Regions from separate parts of the Homo sapiens genome. Here regions 2, 3 and 4 are each linked to region 1. Evidence: chromatin contacts called from ENCODE Hi-C or POLR2A ChIA-PET data. All regions are on one chromosome and are shown on one strand. Each heading gives the region's core, a stretch centred on a gene start or an enhancer-like site at or near the end of the contact. The rest is flanking DNA. Distances are from core to core; before and after follow the strand shown.

Region 1 (6,262 bases), core at 2,473-4,972:
AAAATGTTTGCATATGATGAGAACTCAGATGGTGGCGTTGGGGAACTCCAGAGTGGCACTAAGCAAGGCAGTGCACTGGCAAGAGCTGGGGGCAGGGGGCCCTGCCAACACAGCAAGGACGTCTGGATTCTATTCTAGTGCAATGGAAGCCAGTGCAGAATGTTAGGCCTAGGGGAATGGATTGGAGGGGAAGGAAGAAGCGTGGCCTGGCAGCCAGCTGTTATGCTACTGAAGCCACCTAGGGGAAATAAGCTACAGCAGTGGCGGCTAGGACGGAAAAAGGGTGGATGGACTCAAGCCCACTTAGGAGGCTGATTTTACAGGACTTGCTATTTGAGGGGCTATGGAGATTGTGGGGATGGGGGTTAAGCATGATGGTGATGCCATTGACCCATGAATGCATTTGATGGAAAGCTAGGAACAAGAAACTAGAAAAGCACATATTTTATTTGCTAGAGGCTGCTCTCATTTCCTTGGAGTTCTGGACACACTGCACATTGGTCTATATACTCCTAAAGTACAAGCTGTTTGTTCCTGGGTACCCAGAGTTCCTTCTCAACACTGAAATCCACATATTTAGATATCCTGCCACAATTAACCTGTTGACCTAACAGGAAAATAAGCACAAAGTGTAACATTCACAAAAGGTTCTAGAAATGTCAGAGGTCTTAGTCATCAAGTCTTAAGAAAACATAGTTAATACAAGAGTGTCCTGAGTTGCCCGAACTTCTCAGAGTGGCAGTGTTGTGGAAGGAAGTAGAACAGAAGAGAATCCCACCAGCACCCACCTACAGAGCAAACTAAAAATCTGCATTTCATTTGCTGAAGGAAAAGGAGAATGCCAGAGTTCATTCTCGCTCAATTAAACTCAGCTCAGTTAAAGGGAGAGATATGTTTGCTGTGTTTTTCTTCAAAAACTTGGCAAATTTTTAAGATTTTATGAGGTTATATAGACTCTCTCACACAAGAAAAGAGAGCTAAAACCAGAAAAGTAAGTACCCCAGTCACTTCATTTTAAAGGAAGTTTAAGAAATATCTGTTACATTACCAAATCTAAAAGTTGCAAAAATCAGATGAAGGATGTCTATTCCTCTACCAATGTCATTTCACCTATTATGACGGTATGAAAGCAATGGTGCAGTATCACAGTCTTTATTACAGCTTTCTTAATTGGAGCAAAATGAGCTCTTAAAACTATGTTTGTACTCTCTGTAAAGGAGAGGCTAAGAATTTTTAGGACCATTTCCCTCATGGATAAATTGAGGCACTATCTTTAAAGGACTCACTAAAAGTTACCGTGGGAGCCAAAGGTAGCTCCTGCAGGGAGAGTGATAAATTTCAAGGGCTTCACAACAATGTTTTCAAATGTAGGTCCAACAGCATGAGCATCACCAGGGGAGCTTCATAAAAACAAGGATCCCTGAACCTTGAATCACTACACAATGATCCTCTGTGTATTTTCAACATGTTTCATGAGTGATTCTGATACAGAAGCAAGCTCAGGAGCCCCTGACCTAGTCCATTCTCAACAGGAGGAGACTCTGTCCACCGCCCAAGAGACATTTGGCAATGTCTAAGCCTGGCCAACATGATGAAACCCTGTCTCTACTAAAAATACAAAAATTAGCCAGGCATGGTGGCGGGCACCTGTAATCCCAGCTACTCGGGAAGCTGAGGCAGGAGAATCGCTTGAACCTGGGAGACGGAGGTTGCAGTGAGCCAGGATTGCACCATCGCACTCCAGCCGGGGCAACAAGAGCAAAACTCCATCTCAACAACAAGAAAAAAACCAAAAAACTGCCTGGGTTTTGGTGTTATACAGTGCTGGATTCAAATCAGTACCTTCCTAGCTGAGTAATCTTGGGCAAGTTAATGAACCTTTGAATAACTATGAAGTAGGGAGCCTAAGCCGATCTTGAAGGCTGTAGTAAGGTGATGAAATCCCACGTGCAAGGCCTTCTATTGCCTGCCACATAGTGTGTGGTGCTTGCTGTTATTATTACTGCTACTAACGAGCAAAATTCCATGTCAAGTACAAAAACTCAAATGGGTTTTACTCAATGAGCTTTTCAAAGGTCTTGTGTAAATCAAATTTATGCATATGGAATTATATCTTAAATATGCTATAGAAATATGGTAGTTGAAAAACTGCAGGCAATCACACTTACCTAAAACACATGCATCTGTGTTTCTTTTAGGGAATTAAACCCTTCCCAATATACTGGGGTAGGCGTGCTATTATAATTTTTCTGTTTGGAGAATGAAGACCACCAGTGTTTTATTCTTATCTTCACTGTTCAGAATTGAAACCTATTGTACACACACAGTAACGGAGATCAATGTGATGAACCAAAGGATACAAATGTATGTAAGCCACTGGCTGACCTCCAAGAGCTTATAATCTATTTCAAGAGAAGTGAGCATGAAAAAAGAAAAATGTAAATTACGTTACGTGTGAAATATATTAACTGCAAATAAAAGCTACAGGCAAAGAAAATGATATAAGAAATTAGAAAACTGGAGAAAAGACTGCATTATAATGCGATCAGAAAAGGTTTGAGTACAAAGGAGGCTCTCTGCAGTGCTTAGCAAAGCCAGGATTTAAAGCAGTAGAGAGCTGGGAGAAGGCAGGGGGCATTCAAGGTGGCATACTTTTAGAAGGAAACGGCAAGAGATGAAAAAAGACCATGAATGTGCGGGAACAAGCGTCTAAAGGAGCAGCTTCTATAAAACAGAGGGGTACCTGGGAATCACATACAGTGCCTGCAGACACTACCTTGGCCCAGGGACAATGCTTATGAAAAATATGGAAGGATGCAAAGCCACCCTAAAGAATCTGACTGAAGTCTCAGGAATACCAGAAAGCTCAAGAATCATCCATGTCTATTTTTTTAAACTGATAAACTTTTTTCAAACAAAATCTTTCCCCAAATCATACGCAAATGAAAATGGGACAATACAAAGGTGCTGCAGCAGGAGTGAGCGAGGGGTGCCCGGAAGCCCTCGGCAGCCACCCCTCTGCCCCAAGCCATTTGAGAAGCAGAACTAAGGTTGAAAACTATGTATCTCTTCCCATTGCCCTTTTTGGGCCTGAATATGCTCAGAACATCTTCTCCAAGCATTTGTCTGATGCACACTTGGTAGAGATGATGGATCCCCTCGCCTGATGAGATGGCCCGTGCTGGCTTTTCTTGGGTGAAGGTGAAATGTGTCTCCTAGCACAAATAGGATGGAGTTCCTACACTTGGGCCATAAAGAACGCATCTAGGCAGGGCACTGTGGTGGTTCATGGACTGTAATCCCAGCACTTTGGGAGGCTGAGGTGGGAGGATCGCTTAAGTCCAGGAGTTTGAGACCAGCCTGGGCAACATGGCAAAACCCCATCACTACTAAAAATACAAAGACTAGCTGGTCATGGTGGTGCACACCTGTAATCTCAGCTACTCGAGAGGCTGAGGCAGGAGGATATCTTGAGCCCAGAATTAGAGGTTGCAGTGAGCTTTGATTGAGCCTTTGTACTCCAGCCTGGGTGACACAGTGAGACCCTGCGTCAAGGAAAAAAAAAAAGAACATATCTAATGGTCCCCCCTCTACATGATATAACCTCAAAAAGTTGGTAATACCTGTGAGACTCCTTTCTTCAGGTTAACATATGGGCAGTTTCACTAACCATTTGTCTCGTCTGTAGACAACTGAAGTTAGAGAGGGGAACCATATATCCACCCAACAGAGAAATGAAACTAGTGGTTAGCTGGCAGGCTATGCCGGTGATGGGAACTGTTGTTATGTATGTAGGCAGAGGTGAAACTTTAACGTCATGAGCGAACATGGACTCTAAGACAAAGAGTGTCGACAGTGAACACACAGACCAGAGGGCTTAGCACTGAGGTTGGAACTGATCTAGAAAGAAGAGGAACCAGGAAGGAAACAATCCCAGATGAATCAAACAGGGAGGAAGAATCTCAGGCACTGAAGCTAGAGGAAGGAAGGGAGAGTTTCAAGAAGATGAGAATGGGCAGCTTTGCCGAGCGTAACCGAGAGGGTGAGGACAACCAAGGCAGAGGTGCCACCAAAAAGGGGAGCCCTGTAGAGAGGTAAATTGTTGTTCATGCAAATATTAAAATAAGCATGGAACAACATAGATGGCATATACTGGTAACATTTAAATAAGCCTGGAATGGAAAAACAGAATAAAATACTACCAAAAGAGAGTTACTAGGTCAAGGGGAGGATTTTCCAAGGTGAAAACAGAAGAGTTCACTGTTGAAGACAGAGAAGAAGAAAAGAATAAGAGAAGAGAACATGGCTGGGACAAAGCCCCAGGTAGGGTAGAAAGGATGGGCTAATATCATTTGACCCCGCAATCTCATTACTGGGTATATACCCAGAGGATTATAAATCATGCTGCTTTAAAGACACATGCACACGTATGTTTATTGCGGCACTATTCACAATAGCAAAGACTTGGAACCAAGCCAAATGTCCAACAATGATAGACTGGATTAAGAAAATGTGGCACATATACACCATGGAATACTATGCAGCCATAAAAAATGATGAGTTCATGTCCTTTGGATCCATTCTCAGCAAACTATCGCAGGGACAGAAAACCAAACACTGCATGTTCTCACTCATAGGTGGGAATTGAACAATGAGAACACATGGACACAGGAAGGGGAACATCACACACCGGGGCCTCTTGTGGGGTAAGGGAAGGGGGGAGGGATAGCATTAGGCGATATACCTAATGTTAAATGACGAGTTAATGGGTGCAGCACACTAACAAGGCACATGTATACATATGTAACTAACCCGCACGTTGTGCACATGTACCCTAAAACTTAAAGTATAAAAAAAAAAAAAAAAAAACACCTATGTGGAGCATTGGGGGTTGGGATAAGCTGAAAGCACTGGAAACAAATTGGGACCACCTCTTCCCTTCTCTGCTAGCAGTAGAAAAAGCAAAACAAAACAGGAAGGCAGGAGATAAAGGCATCAGGTAGTCTGTGATGCCATGCAAATATGTAGGCCGAGAAGTTCTAGGCAAAGACAGAAGTGGTAGCTTTCTGGTCTGTGTCTTCCTTGAAAAGCAAGGCCTGAGGGGGCAGGGCAGAGACAAGAAATACTGGAGGCTTGAAGAGTTTATGCAGGGAACAGAAAAGCTGCTGCTCAGAAATGGTGAGTGGCCAAGATGGAAAAAAAAAATCACAGAGTACTAGGGAGCCAGTGAATATTCCATAGCACAAATTGGCTATGTGTCCAATTAGGACACCTCTTTATTACCAGAGGATGCCTCCCACTTGTCTTTTAATTTTTTCTCCTTCCTAAACATTGAAAAAGTTAGGCAGAGAAAGAATGAGAACAGAGGGCAAATGTTCACAATGGAAGTGCAGGTGAAAAGGAAAACCAGAGTACCTAATTTTCTAATCTAGCTAATAATGGCTGCTTTTATTGAGGAATCACTCTAAGCTATGCAACATGCTACACTCTTTTCACATGATTTCTTTAATCTTCACAAGGACCATCAAAGTAGCAAATTATTATCCCAAAGAAACTGAGGCTCAAGGCTAACTGAGCCTTTCACAGAAAGCAGGGCTCCAGGACTGCTATGGTCTGAATGTTTGTGTCTCCCCAAAATTCATCTGTTTGAAACCTGGCCCCCATGGTGGTGGTATAAAAACATGCTTGACAGAGCCTGTTTGCCCCTTTTGCCTGTGGGGAAACATACAAGGCACCATTTATGAGGAACAAGCCCTCATCACACACCACATCCACTGGTGCCTTGATCTTGGACTTCCCAGCCTCCAGAACTGTGAACAATAAATTTCTGTTGTTCATAAATTTCCCAGTTTAAGGTACTTTGTTATAGCAGCTGAAGGAACTAAAACAAGTGCTCACATCCAGGTTTAAATGTCCTTGGAGCCCACTGCCTCTTACTAGATGCTGCTTATTGAAGTGTTTGGGATTCCAGACTCTTGACCGAGAAACAAATACATTATTCAGGACATAATAGGTTAACAAGAACAGTGCATGCAGGAGCCTTGATATATCCAGACAACAAGCATCCTCATCCTCAAGCGGCTCCCCGGGCTTGAAACTCAACAATACATTGTGAAGGCGAGAGCAGGAGTCAGGAACCAGTGAGTTGATAATTCTTTTGAGACCTTCCTGTGATACAGCAAAGTCCATGTCTAAGAAGCTCCTGGGGATTTTTCCTGCTGAGTGGAAACACAGAATTTTCTCCTAAATATTTAGAAAGAAG
Region 2 (6,422 bases), core at 379-2,878, 390 kb before region 1:
ACAATAGTCCAAAGCACTCCCCTGTCAGTCCAGACCTCCAGGTAGCTGCTTCACAACCTGGCGGATGTGGATCAAAGAATAGTAAAGGCCACTGGGAGGCACCCAACCCTGACTCACTAAGGAGGCATCCCCCTCTCTGCCATATCTAGAACGTCTTTCCTCTTCTATCAGGAAGCGCAGCTGCACATTACTTACTTCTAAGATCCCTCAGCTATATCTAGAAAAACAAAATGATTTACCAGAGCATGTCAACAATGCTTAAAATAGAAATATAAAGTAATTACAAGTGACAACCCTCAAATTGTAGTGAGGCTTAAAAGCAACATTTTCTCTGTCTCAGGAGACAGGTGGGTGCTGCCACCCTCTGAGGAGGCTTATGACATGGATGGGGATTTCAGGAGGGAAATGAAGAGGACGTTTTCTTTGGCGTAGACAACAGATTATCTTTAGTCACATAAAAACCATAGATTTGCATGGAGAGGGAATAAATCTGGACAAATGGCATAGTTTACCTTTAAGAAAGCACTTGCTTTGATGGTGGGTTCACTGTGTTCTGGCTTGAAGGAATGATAACATGAGATCATACACAGCTTTGCATGCTAATTAGATTTAGTGCCCTAGCCAGGAAATTTTTTAGGCTCTGTAAAAAATCTACACTTATAATGAACACTTCCCAAGAAAATGAATACACAGTACAGAAAGGCCTTTCTCAGTAACTGATAAGATGCTCGCAGGAAAGAGAAGAAAAGATGTCCAAGGATCTGGAAGGAAAAAGGCAGTCCTGACAGCACGCCACTGACAGCTTCCAGAATTCTCATGCAGCAAAAATCACCATGACCAGCCACCTTCAGATCATGGTCACGGCAGGCTGGCATGTGGGACAGTTCAGTGTGACACAGACTACCTGCGGAACCTGGGTCCTACCTCAGAGGTGCTCATGGTGAGGGCTACTGCCTCATTCCCTTTGAGCTCCAGTTCCCACATCTGTACACTGGGGACAACGCTGGCCACTGCAGCGGGTCGAGGTGGGTGAACATGCAAATGAGCAGGCGACACATTCATTAAAGTCCTTCCACTGTGTACGTTCAGTATCCCTTATCTACTATGGTTATGCAGTTCTGTGACTGTCAACAATACCTTTTCTTTTATGCGTAAAAAATTCAGAGTAACACGGTGTTTATATAAATCCAGTCTTCCCTTTCCCCTACCTTTTGTAAGCTCTGCCTCAGCTAAGCTGCCACACTCATCCTAACAAAAGGGCCACTGGCCTCTCCTTGTCTCTGTGCTCTCTGTTGGCATTTTAGATCTTCAGTCATGAGAGGCTCTTTGTTCAACTGCTTGATCACCAATTTCATTCATAGACAATTTGATTGGAGTTTTGGGGGATAAGGACTGTCCTGTTCCTATTTCTATCCCCAGAATCTGGCATAGAACCATGTACAACTGCTACGTAAGAAAGTTTGAATGAATGAGTAACTGGAATATTTAATGCTTCGAATAAGTGAAGTGTATTATATGCCTCTAAATAGTTCATTCACTCCTTACTCAAGAAACATGTATATTACTTTTAGTTTTCAGAACGCTTTGCACTTTTGTTTTCAATTGCAGAACATATTTTCATAACAAAAAGGAAATGAAACCTTAACCCCAGTTCTGAATAACAACACTCATCTTTTTCCTCGAGAGCTCCCTTCCTGGCTTTCCATGAAAGTCATGCTAACTTCTGCTCTGAGGGTGGATATACACTAGACAGGGTCTGCACAATCCTTTAGGAAAATCACAACAATAGGGCTGGTTTCACATTTAAAAAATGATCAGGAAACATAAAAATGATCAAGAAAAGAACAGGGAGAGTAAGAGAGCAAGATGGAGGTGGGGAGTACCACAGGTGGGGCATCTCTGCTCAATGCCACCTGGTATTGCCACAAGAACACATGCAGCTCTTATGTGCTTCACAGTGATCTTAGAACGTTACATAGATTAACTATTCCTCATGGCAACTTTCCCTATTTTAAACATAAGGACATGAACATAGAAAGGCTAAGTAATTTGCTGCAGATGACTCAGCTAGTAAATGTCAGAGCAGGAATCTGAACTTGGCAATGTGGCTCCAGAATCCCTGCTTGCCACCTGACACTAGGCTGCTTCTTGGGCACGACAATCCTGAGAATCCAATTATCACCATCTGTATTTTTAAAATGGAGAAGTTGAGATTCAAAGAGACTCAAACTTGACCAAAGTCCACCAGCTCACACGAAGGAGTGCACGATTCAAACTAAAGTCTGCTTGATTTCAAAGCCCACATGATTTTCACTCTACTCCTGGGACCTCCCGTATAATATTTTCTATCCTTCTCACAGGCTTAGCAAAAGATGATTCATTATTTTCTCTGCTGAGCATCTTGCTAAGTTCTACTGGTGAATATCAAGCTGTAATTTTACTCATGAAGCATGTCACTGGTCTCTTCCCCAATGAGGAGATCAGTTTCTCTGATGACCGGAGCTCCTTGAAGTCAACGGGACTTCACAGACATTGATTTGTTGCCTGCTGGAAGCCAGTTGTATAGAAAGTAATTGGGAAGCACAATGGAGTGGATGTAGCCCAGCCTAGGAAGTGTTCCCAGCCCTTAGTGAAAACATAGGCCCTCATACATGGAGACAAGATTTGGGAGAAAAGGCCCAAAGCTCTAAAACACTAGTACACCTTCTTAATGTAGAATTAGAGCTAGAAGGGGCTGCCCCACCAGAAAAGCAAAGGAGCCTATGCTAGCAGTGACTGGTTGCCTTGAAGTGGGAATAAAGGGTCCTGAATTCACTCTGCGAACCCAGGGCAATAGCAAGTGTATTTGCTGTCCTTTCCAACGCCTGCTGACTCACGGCAGCTTTGCTCTACTCTCCGGGGATAAGGCTAAAGAAAACGCCACAAGTTTGCTCTGGGTGTGGTACCATCATTACTTCATTATTCACAGGTGATTTCCTATTCCAGTTCTCAACATTGTTTTCTTCCTAATTTTCAATTATGATTGTTTAATTGCACAAGGTCCATTATTGTCATACATTTTCTCAAAGCCTTTGTAGGATATAAAATAAGTTTTTAAGTTACTATTGCTATCTTAGGTACCTTCTAGAATCCTCTGACTCACTTTTATATGGTTTCTTCCTTTTCTACTTTCACAAGGGTTTTGAAAGGGCTTACAATACAAATGCACTAAGTCAATGAGCCTAAGGAAAGAAGTTGGAGCAGAAAATAAACATTAGGGAGGGAAGGAGGGAGGTACAGGCATACCCCAAACCGGAGCCCAGCCTCAGTGACGGGCATTTAACTTAGCACGAAGCTTTCCGGGAATCCCTAGAACGATCATTTAGAATGTCATTACCTCAATCAGCTTTATTAGAGTTATGGGCTCTTAGTTGCATAGTTGAAAAATAAGAATGCCTCTGTTTTTCCAATAGTGGCTCACTGTGTTTCCCTTAGCTCCCTGGATGGGGTTAAATCGGGCAAATTTCCCCAGTGAGATGACTTGCTGTGGCTCCATACCCCTCACATTCCCCTTAAGTCAGAGTCCATGCCTGCTAACATAATAGCCTGACATACTGCCCAGAGTCCTTGACGGTACTATTTTTAGCAACAGGGCCATGTGGCACACAGTCTAGAGTGACTGTATCTCACTCCATCCAATTTTCTTTTCAACTGGACCAACTTTAATTAAAAGGGGCGAACACATCCCCAGATCAGACAGATTCCCACTTTGGACTGTAGAACCCAAGGAAGTGACATTTTTAAGAAACTCCTTTGGAATCCTGGAATGAAAGGCATCGGAGGTAGGTTATTGAAATGACTGATCTCCACCTGTCCCTGCCTCTCCTGCCAAAGGAGGATGGGACGTGGACAGTCTGCAGGCACAGCAGAGGTAGCCTGAGCTGGGAACAGGAACAGCAAAGCTGACAGCTGTGCTTTTCTGCACCAAGCACCCTGGGAAAAATCAACACTTGGGCAGCCCTGCTGCCATCTGTGGCGTTTCTGCAGCAGACAGGTTATTTATAGAAACTTGTTTGTGCAAAGCCAATATTTACCTGTCGGGGCTGTCAAAATTTACATTTCATCTGTGCCATTAGCCTGCTGTTTCCCTGTCAATAAAGGAAATTTCCATCACTAGAAAGGGAGACTGGGGGCAGCTATGAGGACTACAGTCCCCTCCCAGTAAGTGAGAGAATGAGTGGTATTCATGGTTACAGGGTAAGTGCATCTGTTGCCCAAGTGGCCACTGGACCCTCATGCTATGCTATGAAGACAAAGAGTTGTCAAGACCCAAAACTGGAATTCTCCCAACTGCTTCTTTGTAATTTAATCTTCAAAGCCACCCTTAGTTAAAATGAGAATGGCATGTTCCGCAACCACCTCTGTGTTTGTGTTGCTCCGTGCCTTCCAAAGGACTATTGTTATCTGTGGTAAGGATGAGGGGTTGGGGGCTCTCCCTAAAAACCCACTTTCTTCTAAAACCATCAAGATCCTCCATTTTTCACTGAAAATAGTCATCTCTTCTACTTCTCTGATTATCCTCTTCAGTCTTTTGGGAGTTCATCTTCTCCTGCCTGTCTCTTAAATGCAGATGCACAGTCCTGGTCCCTTCTTCTCTTCTCACTCCCCACCTTCTTCCTCGGTGAGATCATCTATTCAAATGACTTAACAGTTTTATCTAATTCTTGTGACTCCAATTTCTCCAGCCCATCTCACTCACCTTTCCTCTATAGGCTCTTCAGCAAAATTTAAAAATAATCACAATGAATTAATTTATTTTTTAATTGTCAATTTATCTTTTTGTTATTTTTTAAAAATTATTTTAGATTTGGGGGTACACGTGCAGGTTTGCTACATGGATATACTGCACAATGCTGAGGTTTGGACTTCTATTGAACCCGTCACCCAAATAGTGAGCACAGTACCCAATAGGTAGTTTTTCCAACCTTGCCCTGCTCCCTCTCTGCTTTGGGAGTCCCCAGTGTCTACTGTTTCCACTCTTATGTCCCTGTGTACCCAATGTTTAGCTCTCACTTATAAGGGTGAACATGCGGTATTTGATTTTGTTTCTGTATTAATTCACTTTCTAGCTTTGAGCAGGACAGTATCTCCATTTGGATGTGCCCAAAGCACTTCACATCTAGTTCATCCACTGAGCTCATCTCTCCCATATTCCTGGTGTGCTCTTATTCTCACATTCTCTATCTCAATTGCAGGTACTATTGCCCACCAATAAATCATCCCCAGTTTCTCATTTTCCAACTCACTCTCCATCACAACCTATCAACCACCCAAACCTGTTGATCCCACATCTTAAACACGTACTGACCACATTCCCAATCTGGGCCATGACGTTGATCAGGTGTTTATCTCCTGCTTGGATCAGGCGTTGGCCTCCTAATCTTTTCAGTCCAAAGAGTTTTCTTTCCAAAGCACAGATCTGATCATGTCTTTCCTTAGCCTAAAATATTTCTGTGGTCTTCAATAACCTTGGGTCAAAGTCTGAACTCCACAGCAATTTATACGAGGCCCTTCCTAAGCTGACCTGGCTCACCTCACCTGCTGCATTTCTTGCTCCTTTCCTCCTCAAACTCTGACCAGTGACCTAGAAGCATCCTTCTCTCTTCTGGCCTCCACCCAAGAGGCCACTCCCTCTGCCTGGAATGTCCCATCACCTCCCCACAACCACCTAGGCCCTGAGGATTCTTTTCCTGGCTGACTCTCTTTCCTCCTTCAGGATGTAGCCCAGGTTTATTTAACTGAATAATATGGCAAAATTAATGAAGGTCGAGTTCAAGTGACATAAGCTAGGCAAACACTTGTCTATCATAGACACAGTCAAGTGAGTTATTGTGCGTTCTTTGACTTATTATCCCCAACTCCTATGTCGGTTCCTAGCATGCAGAAGATGCTCAATAAGTGTAGTTTGAATAGATAAGTGGTGAAAAACATAACTAGGATCAAGAGGTACTTGATTTTATATAAAATATTTATCTTAGAGAAGTTTATAAGTACTTAAGAGGACAAACACTTGGTTCTTAAAATCATTTAGAGGGGTAGACAATGGGCGGGGTGGGGAGGACCACTATGTCCTGCACTGGTGGGTTGGGTGAAGGACGCTAAGGCAATGTGAGGGACCCAAGTTGACATCATCATGTGCAAAAGACACCAGACTCCTTCAACCAAAGTCCGGAGTAAGGAGAAGATTTCACATTGAGTTAGAATGTCATCTATGCACCAGGCACTTGGCATACATTGTCCTTTTATCCTTACAAAGGTTCTACAGAGCACATCATTTCATCTCTCTTTTACAGATTAGGAAACTGAGGTTCAGAAAAATTAAATCAACTGTATAAAATCACACAGCTACTACCCCTCCACAGAGCAGTAACTTCCTCCATACC
Region 3 (6,654 bases), core at 575-3,074, 500 kb after region 1:
TCTTCAACATTGAAGTCTGTTAATCAGGCTATTTTCTTATCAGCTCTGAGTCTCAAATGCTGCATCTATAAGAAGAGAAGTCCTTTCCAGTTCTAAGAGCAGTGACTGTGTGTGGCTTCAGGAATGATAATTACACATTCCAAAATGCATCCTGGATTAATTTCTTAATTCACATCTACCAGAGATGTGAGTACCCAATGCTTAAAGAACTATGGTTCCATGACTAACAAGAAGTGATTCACTGAGCCCAACAAGCAATCTAATCTAATTGCCTCTAAGTGTTGTTTAGTAGGGGTAACTTTGGCTATTTTAATGAAATGTGAATTTTTAGAAATTATAGACAACAAAACAAATGTGTGTTCAGCAATTCCTGCCTACAGGAGTTCACACTCACTTAAGGAAGGCAAGGCACGTGCAGTTGAAACAACTAGCGAAAAAACAATTCTAAATAAACTAGCGTTGTATACCGATATAATTAAGTGCTAAAGTGTGCAGTTCAATCAGATAATATAAGATTTGGAAAAGAAAGGTGATAAAGTATGCCCCCAGACAAAATGGACTCCCTGTGGCTAACTGAGGAGCTCAAAGTTAAAACAGAACTAGGTGTCCATAGCTGGGTGACAGAATGGTCACATGTTCTGCGCTCTCAGAAAGATGTTGTAAAAGTATCAAAGGACCTCCCATTCTACAATCAAGCTGAACCAGCTCCTGTTCTGTTGTTGGGCTACAAGATAAACTGCTGCAAAAAGCACAGCACCTGCCCACACCTCCCAGTGCCGCAAGCCCCAGGCCCCATTGGCCATTTGAAAGAAACATCTGACAGGGACTGCTGGTTTGGGGCTTGGGAAGCAACCAGAGATCACCTCCCCTAGCCAATTAAGGCTCAGCTGTTTGGGCCAATCAGAACTCAGCTCTGTCAGCCAGTCAAAACCAAACAAGACTCAACCCTTTGTTTGCATAAATAGACCTGGTTGGGAACCTGGGTGGGGACTTTTCCTATAAAACCCCAGGCATGCCATCCCTTCATTCTCTGGAATGGACCTTCATTTTACACAGCGGCCTGCATGTCTGCCTGATTTGCAAACAGTTCTCTGGAATAAAATCTCTTTCCTCCAGATTCTTTTTCAGAGAGCTTTTGTTCACAAAGGGGATAAAAAGATTAAGCTAAGATGAAAATCAGAAAAAAAAAAATAGAATCACTGCAATAATAAGGCTCATTATTTCCAAGATTTTTATGTATCCTGGTCTGAGTATGTCCGTCCTTAAAGCATATGAACTGAAAAGAATAGGAATTGGATTTATGGGTTTTGATCCATTTAAAATATCAGTATTACAAAGTTTTCTAGTGAAGTTAAACGAATGCCCGCAAGTAATTTTTTTACAGAAACCCAGTTGAGAAGGGCTGCAAGAATTAAGAGTATTTTGAAAATATACCAGAGTAAGCAAAAATTGCAACATATGATGGTTAAAAAAAAAAGCTCAGTAGTATATCATATTAAAGATTTATATATTAAATATAACAGAATTTAGAAATTATTTATGTGTATGGGACACTGTTTTTATCATTTTTTCACGTAGAGTTGTCACCATCATTCATTGTGAAGAACAGTATATTTAATATTCATAGGAACATAGTATAAACATTCTTCTATGTAATATTAAATTCACAACAAATGGAGTATTTCTTGGGTTACATGGGAAAAAAAATAGCAGAATCTTGCTGAGCCTCCCCAGACAGATTCTATCACCAGGACAGCTCTTTAAGTTCCCAGATGCGGGTGCCTCCCTTCCTTGGCAGAATGCCTGGTGGACTTGGCAGCTGCCTTCTCAGCCCTTATCACAGCTGAGGCTTCCTGGGGAGTCACGCTTCTCCTCTTCCACCCACTGTGGGCGTGGGGTGCCACCCCACGGCTTCTCCTGGTAGCTCTGATGCTGCCACTGCAGTGACCCTGGCACCATCTGGTCCCTGGATGTACTTGCTGACACTGCCATCATCATCACCTGCACCTCTGCCCCAAGACAAGGTTGAGGATATTTTTCCCAGACCAGTTTCCCCAGTTGGGGATGTTTGTCCTAGGCCTAGATGCCATTCTAGAATCAGGAACTTAATCAAATCATAGATCTTCACTTGAAGAAAGCATAATGTCGATGGCCATGAACCAGCAATTTTTCTTCCTTTCTCTCATCTCCCTACTCCTTTTTAGGGCTATTCTGCCCAGCCTCATTTCCCCGTTCTGGATGGCAGATCCATCTTCTAGAAATAACTTTCAAGATGGAACTATAATCCAGGTCTTTGGTTGTAATCGAGGTCTTCTGGGAGTTCCGTTTTGGGATCCAGACTTATATCAAATCCTACATTTGCTTCTGGGGAAAGTTAAAATTTTGATATACAAGAGAATTAAAAAAATACTGTGCCATCAGAGATTAAAATGCTAATGGAAAGTAATTCAGGAGAGAAGAAAAATTGATTATGCTAATAAAAATAATATCAATTTGGTTGAAAATGCAAAATACAGTTTAGGTCCTCAGGGGCCATGGTAGAGAGTGTGGTAGGATTAATGAGAGAAGGAGTGGGGTAGTCCCTGCTTTGTGCGGGGTCTAGTCTTGAGGGGTTATTCTTGCTGTTCATGGTTGATGTGTGACGACACCTCCATACTTGTGTTGGAATCCTAGGGATTTCTGGGCATCGGCTCCCACTTCTAAAGACAGGGACTCTCCTGTGTCGGAGCTTTTGGGGTTCTGCTGAGAAAGGGGGAGGCTGAGTAGCACGAACTATCATGATTGATTAGTAACGTCTGCTACAAAAGTGGGAGGGTGGGGGACGGCTCATATGGCAAATATTTATCACCTTACCCCATAACATGCTTTCTGGCTGTATTGTCAGGCTGCTAGGAAATGCTTTCCACTCGGAACTGAGACCTAAAACTGGAAACTAGGCTGCAGGACCACCTGGGTACGTGTGAATTACAGAGGTTCATGCATTTCCAAATGGGGGTGTCATTTTAGAACTGGGGCGTAAGATGATGAGCAACAGAAAAGACAACGCCGAGCCCCCGGGTATGAGCTCAGAACTCTTTACATGTTTGATGCTCCAAATGGTCTAGGGCAGGGGGGCTTCAGAGCCTTGGCAGCAGAACGTGGTCGCGTAGATGTTTATCTGATTTTCTGTTGCGCTGCTGCTCAACCGCCACTACGGAAGTGCACACTGCCACCTTATGGACGTCTTGAGAAGTTACACTTACACGTTATTAATTATATTAAATAAAATTCAAATGTAATAAATAATGTCAGGGGTAGTTTTTATAAACATTTGCAATGAAAATTCATATGAGGACTTCAGACAGAATATATTCAAATGAAGAGTTGATTTCGATTTCACTGATGAAATTAAATAACAGGATTAAGATGAAATTCTCAGCTATTTTAGCATTTTAGTGTTTTTCTGCTACTGAGTTGTGGGAATTCCTTATATGTTTCGGCTTGTCATAAATATGGTTGACAAATATTTTATCTGATTTTATACGTTTTTTCACTCTATTGATTATTTCCTTGGTTGTACAGAAACTTTTTAATTTTATGTAGTCCCACTTGTCTATTTTTTACTTTTGTTGACTGTGCTTTTGGTGTTGTATTCAAGAAATCACTGCCAAGATCATTATCATGAAGCTTTCTCCCTATGATTTCTTCTAGAAGTTTTATAGTTGGGGTATTACATTTATTTATTTATTTAAAGACAAGATATTGTTCTGTCACTCAGCTGCAGTGCAGTGGCACAATCAAAGCTCACTGCAGCCCCAACCTCCTGGGCTCAAGTGATCCTCCCATCTCAGCCTCCCAAGTAACTGCAGGTAACTACAAGTGTGCACTACCACACCAGGCTATTTTTTGTGGAGACAGGGTTTCTCTGTGTTTCCTGGGCTGATTTCGAACTCTTGAACTCAAGTGATCCTTCCACCTTGCCCTCCTAAAGTGCTGGGATTACAGGTGTGAGCCTCCAACCCTGGCCAGGTCTTACATGTAAGTCATTAATCTATTTTGAGTTGAATGTTGTGTGTGGTGTAATATACACATGTGAATATCCAGTTTTCCTAACATTTGTTGAAGAAACTACTGTGTATTCTTAGCATCTTTGTCAAAGATCAATTAATCATATGTGTGTGTGTTTATTTCTGCACTCTCCATTCTATTCCATTGATTTATGTGTTTATCTTTAAGCCAATACAATACAGTTTTAATTGCAGTAGCTTTGTAATATATTTTGAAATCAGGAACTATGATGCCTCCAGCTTTCTTTTTTTTTCTAGAGATTGTTTTGGTTCTTCTGGATCTTTTATAGTTTAATATGAATCTTAGGATTGTTTTTACTATGTCCGTAAAAAATGCCATTGGGATTTTGATAGAAATTGCATTTAAACTGCAGATCACTTTGAAGAATATGATTATTTCAACAATATTAAGTCTTCCAATCCATGAACATGGGATTTTGTGAATATTCTTGTATGGTTTTAGCCTAATTAGAATGTTTCTAATGTTTTGATTTTACATACAATGTTAGCTGTAAGTTTCAGACGGAATTATTTCTCAACTCTTAGTTTGTTCAGAGCTTTCTAAAATTATTATTAATGAAAGTTAATCATTTTTGGCATAGACTTGGTTTTTAACTTTGATTAAGTCCAGTTATTACTTTTAAAATTTTATGATGACTCTTTGTGTTCTAAGAAATATTTGATTACCATCCCAAGATTGTAAAAATATTCTATACTTTTGGAAAAGCTTTATAGTTGTAAACTTTTATGTGTAAGTCTGTGATCCATCTGAACTACATTGCATATTTTATGAAGGTGAAGGTTCATTATTTTCCATATGGAGTTTAAATTTTTCCAGCATCATTTATTTGAAAGAATTTCCTTTCCCTGTTGAACTACCTTGATGTCTTTGGAGAAAATAAATTGACAGTATGTGTGGGACTCTTTCTGAACTCTGTATTTTTTTCATTGATCTATACATGGCATTACCACACCATTTTAATTGCTGTAGTTTAATAGTAAAGTGCACGTTTTCTACCTTTTTTCTTTCTGACTCTTCTGGGTACTTGACATTTCCAAATCAATTTTAGAATCAGATTGTCAAGTGCAACAAAAAATGGTTGGGATTTTTATTATGATTGCATTGAATCTATAGAATAATTTCGATTAAAAGTGACATCTTGGGCCGGGTGCAGTGGCTCGCACCTGTAATCCCAGCACTTCGGGAGGCCAAGGTGGGCAGATCACAAGGTCAAGAGTTCAAGACCAGCCTGGCCAACATAGTGAAACCCCACCACTGCTAAAAATACAAAAAAAAAAAAAAAAATAGCCGGGCATGGTGGCAGGTGCCTGTAGTCCCAGCTACATGGAAGGCTGAGGCAGGAGATTCGTTTGAACCTGGGAGGTGGAGGTTGCAGTGAGCCAAGATCGCATTGCACCACTGCACTGCAGCCTGGGTGACACAGCGAGACTCTGTCTCAAATAAACCAAAAAAAGTGACATCTTAACAATTAGTCTTCTAATTAATGAATATGATACACTTTTTTGGTTTCTTTAATTTTTTTCAGCAATACTTTGTTGTTTTCAGCAATAAGATATATTTCTCTTTTTAAATTTATGACATATTTTTATCTTCTTTGATGGTATTGTAAATTTTAAAGTTAATTTTATTTTCCAAACCTTCGATGCTAGTTTATGGTATACAATCAATTTTTTATATTTACCTTGTATTTTGCAACTTTGCTTAATCATCTATTAGTTCTAGTAGGTTGATTTTTCCCCAAGATTCCTTAGGATACAAAATCGTGCCTTTGCCTGTATGTATATATTTTTTTCAATCTTTATACCTATTATTTATATTCCCCTTGTATTGCACTAGCTAGCACTTCAATATAACATTTAGTAGAATTGGGGGAAGCAGACATTCTTGACTTGTTAAAGGTATTATGGGAAAGTTTTTAATAATTGACCATTACATATAATGTTAGCCAGAGGTGTTTTATAGATACACTATATCAAATTGGAGCAGTTTGCTAAGAGATTCTGTGTGTGTGTTTATCACGAATGAATATAAAGCTTATCACATTATTTTCTTCATTTATTTATATCATGATATAGTTTTTCTCTTGTATTATGCTAATATGGTGAATAAATGCTTCATTTTCAAGCTTGCATTGATAGATAAACCTCATTTGGTCATGACACGTGATCTTTTTCATGTATTATTAGAATCAGTCTGTTAATATGTTACATATATTTACATCTATGTTCATGAGGTATATTGGTCGATAAGGGTTATGCTGGCCTGGAAGCAGACACATGTCAGGATATATTCCTCTTTCTCTATTTTGTAAAATAGTTCATATAGTATTAAATTATTTTTCTTATTTGGGCATAAAATTTCCTTTATACAAATATTTTAATTATATACTCAGTTTAAGTAACAGATACATGGTAATTCAGTTTCTTGTTACCCTTTGCTAAATTGTATTTTTCAAGTAATTTTTATTTAATCTAAGTTTTAAAAGCTTATGGCATAAAGTTGTTGTAATATTCCATCATTGTGTAACTTCATTGCTATGAGGTCTTTAGTGATATGCCCTCTTTCATTTACAATACTGAAAATTTG
Region 4 (6,366 bases), core at 1,851-4,350, 450 kb after region 1:
AGAAAATCATGTATAGTTAGACCATCATTGAAAATATTGAATTACTTGAACAAATATGTGCAAGGCATTATTCTGGGCATTGGGAAATAACAATAAACAATATAGTTAGGGCCATGTGGAATATATTGTTAGAAAAGTGTTAGCTAAATCAGCAACTGCTAATTCTCAAACCTGTTTACCCTCCCTGTTTACACTGATCAAGACTATAAAATGCCAGGTGGGGGTGCCTTGTTTGATTTTAAAGTATAGTGACTAAGTCCACTAAGATATTGGAGGCAGAATATCTCAGCAGAAGGCGGACAAGGAACCCATGCCAAGTAATAGGGCAATAAAAACATCTGGTGGAAAGTCATATGCAAAGAATTCAAATAGAATAATGTGATAGTGCTTGAGCAGTTTCCTAACACTGTGGCAGTCAAAGCAGCCTTCCCCAAGTAGGTGCCATTAATACTGAGAATGGAATGACCAGGGACTGCCCCACATGTGGAAGTGAGAAAAGCACTCCAGGCAGAGAAACCCACAGGTGGAAAGATCACAATGCACAAAGAGCTGGGTGGGCTCCAGGAGCAAAATAAAATCCAAGGGATGGAGCGTGGCATGGTAGGAATTATGGTCAAGCATATAAAAGGAGGATGTCGTAGGCCAGCATAAATCTCTCTCTGTATTCATTAGAGATCCCTTCTAGTGGCTAATCTCAACTCTCTTGCTGCACTTAAAATCATTTATCATTTTGTTAGATGTAGAGAGCACTCTTATAGGGCAGGGTATGCATTTATAAATATTTGAAGACTAATATCCACAGCTTTCAACCATCCAAGACTTTTGTGTGCCAACTATGATTTCATTATTTGAGACTATATCTAGACTAGAAAATAAATGCCAGATAATAATTTTTTTTTTAACATGCTTGTTTTCTTGGTCCTATGGATGCTCAGAAATGCTGCCTTGGATCACCTTCCTCTGGGGGAGGAGTGAGAGAGACAGAATGTCCTTTGTGGGCCTTCATCTCTCATCTGCAAAGTGGAAGACAGGGATGGGATAACCTATCTGGACACTTCTCATTTGAAATCTCATGTCTCAATGGAAGAAAGGTCTATTGTACCATTGCTGGGAAATCTCCGTTTTGTGGTTTCTCCTCAGGCTACCTCTCTGGGTTCTGTTTCTTCCCTGTAAAATACTTTAGCAACAGAACCCAGAGAGTCAGCCTGAGTGGAAAGCACTGAAATGCCCTGGCTCTGAGATTCTCAGTTTATCCTCCTTTCTTAACCAGCTCTGCCACCCAACGTGACCATCTCAAATCCACTACAGCTGGAGGGTTCTCCAAATTCCAAAGATGGCCTTTTTAGGGCACTGTGTATCTTAACACTTTGGAAGCATCCCAGAGCATGGATACATTCAATCAAGAGTGAGACAGAGTGAGACATGCACATACGCAGAGAAGGAAAGATGAATAAAGAGAGATACTTTATGAATGTAGGTGCCTAGTGTGAAGAGCCTACACACTACTCCTAGTTTCTAGGTTGGCTAAGACTCTGGGATTTTTTAGATCAAACAGGGCACCAAGCCTGGCATCTCAAGTTTTTGGCTAATGACTTTTGAGTGTAAACAGGTTTGGAAATTGGCAGTTGCAGATTTTGTTACCACTTTCCTAAAAATACTTCAGAGTGGCAATTTAAGGACTCTAGAGAAGAAAAGTGACCTCCACCCATTCTTTCAGGAGCAGAGATTGCCCAGCAATGGCCATTTCAAATGGCACTTCCATGGAAAAGGAGAAGTGAGCAAGTTGGTGGCATCTCCAGCAGCATTTGCTTTGGACTTGCCTCAGCCGAGGACAGATTGACTTTGTCTTCTGAAAATGAAATTAGGCTAATCATTTATGTTAATGTTTTAATTTAACAGTTTAGAGGGGGAAAATAATTATGTTTAAAGAATTTTAATTCTCTAGGATTTAAAAATAAACTTCTACTTAAAGGTTAAGTTCCAACTCAAAAATAAGATTCCAGATAGCAAAAAGAAGGTGGAAAATGAAGCCATAGATAGTTAATGTGTCTGCCAGAGACTATCTCAAATTCCTTGCCATGTGTACATCATGGGGCAGTGGAAATAAAGACTTGGAACACAAACCCTGGTTTTCATCTTTATCTTCTCCCTAAGTAGCCCTGTGGCCTTGTGGTAAATTCCTAAACTCCGAATTGGGGTGGCTTCATCTCTTAAATAAGAGAATTATATTATTCTGGAGTAAATTATTTCTGAGCTCTCGTATTAAGGAATTGTTAGTTTTCTTTAAAATCTTGGCACTACCCAAGAAAAAAGTGCTGAATTCTGAGTATAGTAAGAAAATATATGAAACACCTGCATTCTTCTAGCTGTGTTGCAAATGCAATATGTACAGATTTTAGTACTTTGAAATCGTAATATCATCAATGTGAACAATTAAAGTTTGTGTTGGTCATAGTTCCAAATTGTAGCTGATTTTTATTTTTATACTCCACTCTTGGTCACATCTAACTTATTTCTTAGTTTGTCCTTTGTTAGACAAGCAATCCCTAAATATAGCACGGTTTCTATGGGAACATACATTCTCCTGAAGATTCCAGGAACACGTTTTATCTGAAAAATAAGGAACTGTCAGATAATACGTCCAAATTCAGGACTATAACCCAGGTTTTATATTTTTGAATTAATTTCATTTAAGTAGAGTTGTTTAAAATTAGTTGAAAAATTGGTTTCATGTGAAATTTTCCAGCTGAGTTGAATTGGTACATATTTGATTTTGATAATAAGAATTAAAATCTTATCTTTTATTGAGAGCTTTTTTTGAAATAATTAAGCATATGGCTCCATAACATTTGGATTCTGTTGTTTTACATCTCTGTGGCCACAAGCACTGTTGGATGATTGTGGAGCAGATGGCACAGGTGGGGACAATACTTACTCTTTTCCAAAGCAAATGAGAACTTTATCAGTTGTTACCTAAACGTAGGCCATAACGCACTTGCATTATGCATTTTTGTCCTTTTGAATTCCTGTAGCTGAGCAATAATATGATTTGGTGCTGAGTTTTCCTGTAACTGCTAGTTCCTTCCATCTTTAGGGTGTAGTCACCCAATACTTCCTCAAAAGTATGCCTTGATGTCTTAGCACAGCTACAGATGACTGTGAAGTTAGGGCAGAAAGTGAGAAGGTTGACATATGAAAATTAAAAACTTTTGAGGAAAACAACCCTCATTGTTGAAGTTACATCACCAGAGGATTGGACTTCAAAGAAAACCATATGTCCAAATGGCAGTTGATGAGAGAAGGGACCTTTGAAAATGGAAAATTATAGTTATAAATATTGGACGCTTACTGCTGAGAATACAAAAGTCTCACAGGAAGTCATGCCACAGGTCGTTTTCATTCTGAATGTGAAACATTTGGGGCAATACATAAAAGTACAATGAGAAACAGCATTGAAAAATACCTTTTAAGTGTTTCATTTTAATAAGAAATATTTCTGAAAATAAGACATTGAGAGTGAAAATGAAGCATTTACTTATGAGAATATTCTCGAATGTGTTTCACCACTAACTGTAGAGATAAACATTCCTTTGTGGCTGGGATGGCTCATCTGGGCTCTTCATTTTCACTGTTCCTCCTTGTGAGCCTTCAGTCTAAAGCTATTCTCTCGCTTCCTCATTTTTCACATGGTTTTAAAGACTGTTGAGGTTAGCGAAGTCTTGGTTCCAGTAAACTGCTCTCATTGCCTGCCCTGATCATGATTAGCAAATGACTATGGTAAATTATATCCTTATAAAAGATAATATTAGGAGTAATATTCCCCTGAAATACTATGAAAAATATCACACGGTGTACATCCACTGTGATATTAGGAGTAAATTCCCCCTAGGATATTATGAATAATATCACAGGGTATAATATCACACCCACTGTGATATTAGGAGCAATATCCCCATAAGATATTCCAAATAATGTCACAGGATGTACACAACAGGTGTACATCCACTATGATATTAGGAGTAATATCCCCATAAGATATTACAAATAATGTCACATGGTGTACAAACCGAGTGTACACCCACTGGAATATTAGGAGTAATATTCCCCTAATATATTACGAATAATGACACAGGGTGTACAACATTGGTGATATTAGGAGTAATATCTCACTAAGATATTACAAATAATATCACAAGGTGTACACCCACTGTGATATTAGGAGTAATAAGCAACTAATACATTACAAATAATATCACAGGGCATACACACAAGTTGTACACAAACTGTATTATTAGGAATAATATCCCCCTAAGATATTATGAATAATAACACAGGGTGTACACCCACTTTAATATTAGGAGTAACATCCTTCTAAGATATTATGAATGATTTCACAGAGTGTGCACCCACTGTGATATTAGGAGTAATATCTCCCTAAGATATTATGAATAATATTACAGGGTGTACACACCGTGAGGTATTCGTAGTAATGTCCCCCTAAGATATTACGAATAATATGACAGGGTGTACATCCACTGTGATATTAGGAAGAACATTCCCCAAAGATATTAAGAATAATATAACAGGGTGTACCTCCACTGTGATATTATAAAAAATATCTTCCTAAGATATTATGAATAATATCACCAGATATACACGCTGGTGTACATTTACTGTGATATTAGGAGTAATAGCCTTCTAAGATATTATGAATAATACCAACGGGTGTACACACCAGGTGTACACCCACTGTGATATTAGGAGTAATGTCCCTTAAGATATTAGGAATAATATCAAAAGGTATACACACACTGTGATATTAGGAGGAATATCCCCCTAAGATATTACAAATAATATCACCTGGTGTAAACCCACTGTAATATTAGGAGGAATACCCTTCTAAGATATTACGAATAACATCACCAGGTGTACACCAACTGTGATATTAGGAGGAATATACTCCCAAAATATTAGAAATAATATCACAGGGTGTACACCCGCTGTGATACCAGGAATATCCCCCTAAGGTATTACGAATAATATCACTGAGTGTACAGCCACTGTGATATTAGAAGGAATATCCCCCGAAGATATTATGAATAATATCACAGGATGTATACCCACTGTGATATTAGGAAGAATATCCTCCAAAGATATTAGGAATAATATCATAGAGTGTACACCCTCTGTGATGTTAGGAAAAATATCCCCCTAAGATATTACAAATAATATCACAGGGTGTACACCCATTGTGATATTAGGAGGAATATTTTCCTAAGATATTATGAATAATATTACAGGGTGTAAACCCATTGTGATATTAGGAGGAATATCTCCCTAAGATATTAAGAATAATATCACAGGCTGTATAGTCGTTGTGATATTAGGAGGAATATTCCTGTAAGATATTATGAGTAATATCACAAGGTGTACACACATTGTGATATTAGGAAAATATTCCCCTAAGATAATAAGAATAATATCACAGAGTGTACACCCACTGTTATATTAGAAGGAATATCCTCCTAAGATATTACAAATAATACACAGAGTGTACACTCACTGTGATATTAGGAGGAATATCCTTCTAACATATTATGAATAATATCACAGGGTGTACACCCACTCTAATATTAGGAGGAATATCCTCCTATGATATTACGAATAATATCACAGTGTGTACAACCGCTGTGATATTAGTAGAAATATCCCTTTCAGATATTACTTATAATTTCACAGATTGTACACACACTGTGATATTAGAAGAAATATCTCCCAAAATATTACAAATAATACTGCAGCATGTACACCGCAGGTGTACACACACTGTGATATTAGGAGTAATTTCCCCCTAAGATATTAGAAATAATATCACTGGGTGTACACCCACTGTGATATTAGGTGTATTATCCATCTGAGATATTATGAATAATATCACCGGCTGTACACCCAGTATGATATTAGGAGTAATATCCTTCTGAGATATTAAGAATAATATCACCGTGTGTATACACGCTTCTATATTAAAAGTAAAATCCCCCTGATATATTACAAATACTATCACTGGGTGTACACCCACTGTGATATTAGGAGCACTATCCTCCTGATATTATAAATTACTTTTAATACCACTGTACACCCACTGTGGTATTAGGAGTAATATCCCTGTAAGATATTACGAATAATATGAGCAGGTGTACATTCACTGCGATATCAGGAGAAATAGCCTCCTGATATACTACGAATAATATCACCAGGTATACATCCACTGTGATATTAGGAAAAATATCCCCCTAAGATAATACGAATAGTATCACAGGGTGTACACCCACAGTGATATTAGGAGGAATATCCCCCTAAGATATT

Evidence for each region. Hi-C counts contacts between places; a loop is a spot of excess contacts on that map. ChIA-PET counts read pairs that join two places held with the same protein, here RNA polymerase II (POLR2A). Pooled maps may share reads with other maps.
Region 2: a loop to region 1 is called in a map with no recorded cell type, with 4 times the contacts of the local background. The contact joins two enhancer-like sites. A Hi-C loop is called at or near these places in 1 of 168 maps with a recorded cell type or tissue (GM12878), 23 of 37 single-sample maps with no recorded cell type and 5 of 50 pooled maps.
Region 3: a map with no recorded cell type shows a loop between it and region 1 (3-fold over the local background). The contact joins two enhancer-like sites. A Hi-C loop is called at or near these places in 1 of 168 maps with a recorded cell type or tissue (GM12878), 4 of 37 single-sample maps with no recorded cell type and 3 of 50 pooled maps.
Region 4: a loop to region 1 is called in a map with no recorded cell type, with 10 times the contacts of the local background. The contact joins two enhancer-like sites. A Hi-C loop is called at or near these places in 15 of 37 single-sample maps with no recorded cell type and 6 of 50 pooled maps. POLR2A ChIA-PET finds 5 or more read pairs at or near these places in 1 of 52 experiments (activated B cell).

What each region holds. Positions count from the first base shown.
Region 1 is chr7:37,332,674-37,338,935 of GRCh38, forward strand. All of the region lies in intron 2 of ELMO1 (engulfment and cell motility 1), which reads right to left. Among named protein-coding and RNA genes, the nearest start is that of ELMO1, 110 kb to the right of the region's middle. Within about 2 kb of position 3,723, at least 7 of the 41 ENCODE cell types and tissues checked have a DNase peak (open chromatin) inside an H3K27ac peak, as active enhancers do; they include GM12878, where a contact is called at or near this core.
Region 2 is chr7:36,942,148-36,948,569 of GRCh38, forward strand. All of the region lies in intron 16 of ELMO1 (engulfment and cell motility 1), which reads right to left. Among named protein-coding and RNA genes, the nearest start is that of MIR1200, 26 kb to the left of the region's middle. RefSeq lists an enhancer at 884-953. Within about 2 kb of position 1,629, at least 3 of the 41 ENCODE cell types and tissues checked have a DNase peak (open chromatin) inside an H3K27ac peak, as active enhancers do; they include GM12878, where a contact is called at or near this core.
Region 3 is chr7:37,830,532-37,837,185 of GRCh38, forward strand. No RefSeq gene overlaps it. Among named protein-coding and RNA genes, the nearest start is that of NME8, 15 kb to the right of the region's middle. RefSeq lists an enhancer at 1,958-2,057. Within about 2 kb of position 1,825, at least 2 of the 41 ENCODE cell types and tissues checked have a DNase peak (open chromatin) inside an H3K27ac peak, as active enhancers do.
Region 4 is chr7:37,783,756-37,790,121 of GRCh38, forward strand. No RefSeq gene overlaps it. Among named protein-coding and RNA genes, the nearest start is that of NME8, 62 kb to the right of the region's middle. Within about 2 kb of position 3,101, at least 3 of the 41 ENCODE cell types and tissues checked have a DNase peak (open chromatin) inside an H3K27ac peak, as active enhancers do.